Linked DNA regions of Homo sapiens: region 1 is linked to region 2. Evidence: chromatin contacts called from ENCODE Hi-C or POLR2A ChIA-PET data. All regions are on one chromosome and are shown on one strand. The core of a region is the stretch at or near the end of the contact, and the rest is flanking DNA. Distances in the headings are between cores, read along the strand shown. Region 1 holds the start of DDRGK1 (DDRGK domain containing 1). Region 2 overlaps EBF4 (EBF family member 4).

Region 1 (3,280 bases), core at 781-3,280, 450 kb before region 2:
CTACAGGCGCCCACCACCACGCCTGGCTAATTTTTTTGTATTTTTAGTAGAGACGGGGTTTCACCGTGTTAGCCAGGATGGTTTTGATCTCCTGACCTCGTGATCCGCCTGCCTCAGCCTCCCGAAGTGCTGGGATTATGGGCATGAGCCACCACACCCGGCTAATTTTGTATTTTTAGTAGAGATGGGGTTTCTCCATGTTGGTCAGGCTGGTCTCAAATTCCCGACCTCAGGTGATCCACCCACCTCGACCTCCCAAAGTGTTGGTTGGGATTGTAGGCGTGAGCCACGGTGCCCAGCTTTTTTTTTTTTTTTTTTTTTTTTGAGACTGAGTCTCACTCTGTTGCCCAGGCTGGAGTGCAATAGTGTGATCTCGGCTCACTGCAACCTCTGCCTCCCGGCTTCGAGAGATTCTCCTGCCTCAGCCTCCCAAGTAGCTGGGATTACAGGCACCCACCACCACGCCAAGCTAATTTTGTATTTTTAGTAGAGACAGGGTTTCACTGTGTTTGTCAGGCTGGTCTCAAACTCCTGAGTTCAGGTGATCCACCCACCTCAGCCTCCCAAAGTGCTGGGATTACAGGTGTGAGCCACCTCGCCCAGCCCATATTTTTTCTTTTTCTTTTTCTTTCTTTCTTTCTTTTTTTTTTTTTTTTGAGACAGAGTCTTGCTCTGTCGCTCAGGCTGGTGTGCAGTGGTGCAATCTTGGCTCACTGCAACGTCCGCCCCCTGGGTTCAAGTGATTCTCCTGCCTCAGCCTCCCGAGTAGCTGGGATTACAGGCATGTGCCACCACGCCCCACTCATTGTTTGTATTTTTAGTAGAGACAGGATTTCATCACGTCAGCTAGGCTGGTTTTGAACACTTGACCTGAAGTGATCCGCCCACCTCGGCCTCCCAAAGTGCTAGGATTACAGGGGAGAGCCACCTCATCTGGCCCGTATTTTTTCAAATCCCTTTCTCACCATTGTTCATTGGTCCTGAATTTATTTTTATTTATTTTTATTTTCTGAGACAGGGTCTCACTCTATCACCCAGGCTGGAGTGCACTGGCATGATCATGGCTCACTGCAGCCTCGACCTCCCTGGGCTCAGGTGATCTTCCCACCTCATCTTCCCAAGTACCTGGAATCACAGGTGCATGCCACCACACCTGGCTAATTTTTGTATTTTGTAGAGACAGGGTTTCATCATGTTGCCCAGGCTGGTCTTGAACTCCTAGGCTCACCTCTACCTAGACTTCCCAAAGTATTGGGTTAACAGACGAGCCTCTGTGCCTGGCTCCTGAAATAAATCTTTACTTCTGTTATCATGTATACAAAAAGCTTAATAAATTCCAGTACTGCCCTCCCCTCCCCTCCCCTTCCCCTCAAAAGAAAGAAAGAAAGAAAGAAATTCAGTGTCACAGATACAGCAAAACCCCAACCCGCTTCCCTCCTCCTAGAGGTAATCGCTATCCTGAAGTTGGTGTGCATCAGTCCCAAGCCTCTTTTCGTACTTTTTCCACGGTTGTTTCCATAAACACTATGTGGGATTGTTTAGTGATTTTTAAAACATATATAGTCCGGGCGCGGTGGCTCACGCCTGTAATCCCAGCACTTTGGGAGGCCAAGGTGGGTGGATCACAAGGTCAGGAGTTCGAGACCAGCCTGGCCAACACGGTGAAACCCCCATCTCTACTAAAAATACAAAAATTAGCCGGGCGTGGTGGCGGGCGCCTGTAATCCCAGCTACTCGGGAGTCTGAGGCAGGAGAATCGCTTGAACCTGGGAGGTGGAGGTTGCAGTGAGCCGAGATCGCACCACCGCACTCCAGCCTGTGCGACAGAGACTCCGTCTCAAAAAAAAAAAACATACATAGATGTTTTCTACTGGACATACCGTCTGCTATAATTTCCTCTTAACATTGTGGGTTTCTTTACACCCCCCAAACTCATTTTAATGTCTGACATTAAAGCCTCTCTGTGATGTGCCGCTGGGCGGGGCTCCGAGTAGTGGGCGGAGTCTAGATTGGGAAATAGGGGCGGGGCCTATGAGATCCCGGCCTCAGGGTGGACGCAGTGGTTCTGCACTGAGGCCCTCGTCATGGTGGCGCCTGTGTGGTACTTGGTAGCGGCGGCTCTGCTAGTCGGCTTTATCCTCTTCCTGACTCGCAGCCGGGGCCGGGCGGCATCAGGTAGGAGATGCCGCTGCACCAGGGTTGGTGGTACCGGGTTTTCTGGCCTTCTGAGCCTTTGTGGACCGTCGCGCCGCGGCTCCTGCGCGTGCGCACCTGGGCGGGCGGGACGCATGCGCGTCCGTGCGCTAGTCGTGTGCCGGGTGGGGCTTCCGCAGTGCCCTACCTGGAATCGGTGGCCGCGCCGCTACCCCTTTCTCTCGACTCCAAGCCAGAGTCTGGCCTCATCCCTCTCTTCACCCCCGGGAACTCCATACCTCCAAAGGCCTGAGGCCCTGGCCGGCGCACACTCCCATCCGTCACCGTCGGGGCCCTTTCCCTCTGCACCTGTTAGGGAGGCCGCAGGGGTTTTCCATTCCTCCCAGCCTGGCTCCAGAGCAGGTGCCAGGAAGGGGGCATCTGAATATTTTCTGCCTGTCCCCCACGAGCTGGAGAAGCGCGAGGCGGCTCCAGGAAATTCCTGAAGCTCTCTCCCTTCCCGCCAAGGAGAGGGCCCACTCTCCCTCCCCAATCCGCTCCCCGATCAGAAGGCCATGTCATTGGCCAGGGCACAGAACAGATACACCCATCCTCCCTCTTTCCCCCCATTTCTGGTCAGCGGGCGGGTTTGTATATGTGTTTTCCTGCTCCCTGGGCCCACAAGCTACCTCTGAGCACCTGCGCGCTCCCAGGAGCGGAAGGGACACGCTGAGGGAAGGCGGAGATCCAGCAGGTCTTCCCGGGGGAGGCTCGGCCACCGCCGGGAAGTGTACTCTCTGGCTGGGGAGCCAGATAAAACCACAGGTGGTGTTAGGCGAGAAATCAGTGGATTCCTGCAGGGGGTACTCGATGAGAGCTGGGGACATCAGGATAGGGGCCTCCTGACAGGCCAGCTGGAAAGGTGGAGCCGGGAGGGGAGAGGAGTATTCACACAGGCCCGAGGGAAGGGCTGAGCCCCCGCCTGGGACCAAGCTGTGGGCCTGGTGGAAAAGGCCTTGCCAGTCAGACTGAGAAGTCGGGGCCTTGTGCTGTGGGCAGCAGGCCGCTAAGCAGAGGAGGTGAGGCTTCCGGGCTGCCGCTCCTCCTGCCATGGGCCGGGCTGGGCTTATAGGCAGCATTGTCATTT
Region 2 (3,255 bases), core at 274-2,773:
GCCCACCTGGCCTCTGGAGTCCTGGGAGCTGGGGGGCGGCTGGAAGCCGGCTTCCCTCGAGCCCTGAGTTTCCTTAGGCTTCCGGCAGGCGGCGCCAGCCTCCTCCCCAAGTCCGGGCGCGAGATGGGAAGGGGGCGGTGTCCCAGGTTTCAGATGGACGCCCGCCACCCATTAGAGCCCACTTCAGGGGGACCGGAGGCCTAGAAGCGATGTGCATAACGGACCGGCAAAGAAGGCTAAAAGTGCACGGAGTACTCTGGCCCCAGGACCCCGGGATGTGCAGCCTAGGGGTGGGGTTGAGGTTCTGCGGCAGGGGAGGTCCCAGGCGGGGACGGTGGGCCTGACCCCGAGGGCTGAGCCAGGGTCGACTCTCACGGCGCCGGCGCCCCAACCTCTCCGGGATGGGCGGGGGCGGGGCTGAGTCCCGTTCCGCTCCCCGGCCCCAGACCTTCCCTCGCGGGCGGGGGACACTCACTGGCGAAGGGCGAGGTGGCGGTGGAGCCATTGAGGAAGCTGGGGGACCCAGGCACGCCGAGGCCGGCCACGCCCGGCGCGCCGTAGCCGCCCAGGCCAGCTCCGAGGCCGCCGCCGTAGCCGCTCTGCTGCGAGCCGGGGCTGGGCGCGAACCCGCGGGGGGACGCGCTGCTGCAGCTGCGCGCGTAGCCTGCGAGAGAGAGCGCGGCCGTCAGGGGGCGGTGCCGGCCGGGGAGGGGCGGTGGCGGCGCCCGAGGACGGCGGGGAGGCGCGGCCCACGCACCCGGCTCGGGCCCCGGGGTGGCGTCCCCGACGGCGATGGCCAGCGGGCTGCTGAAGGCGTTGATGCCCACGACGGCGGGGTGTGGGTGGCTCGGGGCCAGGGGTGCGAGCGGCCCGGGTGCGCGGGGGGTGCTGTACAGAGCCTCGGCCACGTCCGCCGCGCGCTTCAGGAGCAGCTCCTGCGAAGACAAGAGCGGGGCACGGCCGGGGCAGCCGCGGGCGCCGCGTGCTGGGGGGCCCCGGTCCCGGCGGCGCTGGGAGGGCGGAGGCGCCATACCTGGTTACTGCCGGGCACTCCGTACAGGGCTTCTGCCAAGTCGGCCGCCCGCTTCAGCAGCACTTCCTGGGGACAGGGGGAGAGACAGCGGGACGGAGGGGCAGCCCCTGGGGGCGACCAAGGGGCCCTCGGGAGCCCCTCCTCACCCCCTTGCCCACAGGACACCCTCAGCCCCGCCCCGCCCCGCCCCTCTGAGTACCTTGGGCAGCCTCTCGGGGTCTCCGGGGTGTCTGGGAATGACTTTCTGTAGCCTCTGGAATCCGTAGTCAATGGTGGGCTCGTTCAGAGCTGGGGAAGGGGGCGGCGTTTGGAGGACGTCTCCCCCGCAGCCCCCCACTCCCAGGGTGAGACGCAGGGCGCCAAAAGCAGGCCAGCGCCCAGTCCGAGAGCCTCGCTGCAGCCCCCTCCACCAGGCCCAGCCCAAGTCCCCCGGAAAACTCCAGGCACCCCCGGCAGCGAGATTCAGGGAAGTTTCAGTTCTTTCGTTTGTTTACTCAACAAATATTTACTGAGCCAGCCTCTGTCCTCGGCCCTAGGCGCTTGGTATGAACACACATGCACCCATTTGTGATTAGAAAAAAGGGAAACCGTATACACATATGAGTTATAGTCCTAAGGGCAGGACTCGATGGAGAGTTTTCTCTTTTCATCTGGTCAAATCAGGAGTTTATTATAAAAAAGAAAAAACTTAACAATCTCCATTTATCACGGCTCAAGTGGACTCTCTGCAGCATCTGAAGGCTAGAGGTTTGCATGCACCCCAGGGAAGCAACTGGAGAAGTGGGTGGCTTGGGCTGGGGCGGGAGGATGGAAGTAGAGAAGATCCGGCCAGCGGCCAGATTCTACATTGCATCTCCACGTGTGTTGTGTTCACTGCTTACCCTGGCGTTGTGCAAGGGGTGTGTGTGTGTATGCGCGTCTGACCCAGCTCCCCACGCCCTTCTCCTCCTCCTTCCCCTTTTCCTGATCCCCGCACCGCCCTTTTCAGATAGCCTGGCCCCGACCTAATCCACCAGTCTCAGAGCCCTACCTTCACCTCTGATCCTGACTTAGTGGATTTCCTTTAGTTTCCCGGCAAAGAGAAAGCACTCACTTCTGGGGATCGGTCCTTATCATTCCTTCTGCAACCACCCTTCCTTCCCCAGGTCAACCTCCCCACTCAGCCCTCGGGTTTCGGTTGAGCCGGGCTCAGCAGGCACTCCCTACCAAAGGTTTTCCTTGATTGTCAGCCCCTTGACCGCGTGACCCCACCCACCCCATGCGGTTCTCTGCTCAGCCTTTCCGCGTTAGACTGGAGCTCCGGGGAGGCTAAGTAGGGTCACTACCGAGTGTCCCTCGAAGGGCTCGATGAGCATCGGTGCGGGGGGCTGCGCGATGGTGGGGACTGCGGTGGGGTGGAGAGGAGAAGTGGGTGGCTCAGCTGGGGCGGGGCGGGAGGATGGAAATGGAGAAGACTCGGCCAGCGGCCAAATAGAGCCAGGCTGGGGGGTTCTACACTGCCTCTCCACGTGTGTTCACTGCTCGCCCTGGCGTCGTGCAAGGGGTGTGTATGTACGCACGTGTGTGTGCGTGTACATGCAGAGTGAGGCCTGGGGTAGCGTGGGGGAACCAAGAGACCCAGAGAAGATTCGGGGAGCAGCGACCCCATTGGCATCTTTGGAATAAACATCCCTTTGGAGAGGCTCTAAACCCTGGAGAGTGCGGGCGGGAGACACAATGTTCAGGAGGTGAGATGGCTGAGGGAGTAAGAATGTTGGTTGTGGGGGGGACTTTGCCCCGGGGAAGGGACTAAGGAGCCAGAGGCCAGGGAGGGAAACACACAGAGCCAGGGAAAGACGGTCCTGCGAGCGGAGCGATCACAGGCATAGGTGGTTAAAGGGGCCCGGGGCCGTCTAGGGGTCGTGGCCACAGCGTAGAGCTCGGCTAACTCCTATCACCAAGAACGGAGACCAGTGCGCAGGGTGGGGCTCCCTCCGCGCACCTTAGACCTCCACTCCCCCGCCCGACTCCTTACCTGTGTAGACAAAGCGGCCGGGGCATCCCTTGCAAAACTGCTTGGACTTGTAGGAGAGGGTCACCTCCACCACCCCGGGGATGTGCCGCGGGGGCGTCTGCACCCGGATGGCGTGGGGCGTGATGAGCTGCGAGGGGAGAGGGGAGGCCTGCAGGTCCCGCACCGGCGAGGGGAGGGCCCAGCCCCTAGGCCCAGAGGGAGACTGGCG

The links. Hi-C counts contacts between places; a loop is a spot of excess contacts on that map. ChIA-PET counts read pairs that join two places held with the same protein, here RNA polymerase II (POLR2A). Pooled maps may share reads with other maps.
Region 1: a loop to region 2 is called in a pooled map, with 2.9 times the contacts of the local background. The contact joins the promoter of DDRGK1 here to the enhancer-like site in region 2. A Hi-C loop is called at or near these places in 2 of 50 pooled maps. POLR2A ChIA-PET finds 5 or more read pairs at or near these places in 2 of 52 experiments (B cell and HepG2).

Annotation. Positions count from the first base shown.
Region 1 is chr20:3,203,432-3,206,711 of GRCh38, reverse strand. It overlaps DDRGK1 (DDRGK domain containing 1), which reads left to right and starts at 2,030. Exons shown (of 9, transcript NM_023935.3): 1 at 2,030-2,175. The coding sequence starts at 2,085. It also overlaps a transcript of ITPA not described here. RefSeq lists an enhancer at 2,119-2,338.
Region 2 is chr20:2,749,766-2,753,020 of GRCh38, reverse strand. It overlaps EBF4 (EBF family member 4), which reads right to left. Exons shown (of 17, transcript NM_001395167.1): 10 at 3,048-3,174; 11 at 1,233-1,321; 12 at 1,034-1,099; 13 at 758-935; 14 at 476-664. Among named protein-coding and RNA genes, the nearest start is that of CPXM1, 49 kb to the left of the region's middle. RefSeq lists silencers at 617-796, 2,575-2,714 and enhancers at 1,378-1,889, 1,958-2,638. Within about 2 kb of position 1,523, at least 8 of the 41 ENCODE cell types and tissues checked have a DNase peak (open chromatin) inside an H3K27ac peak, as active enhancers do.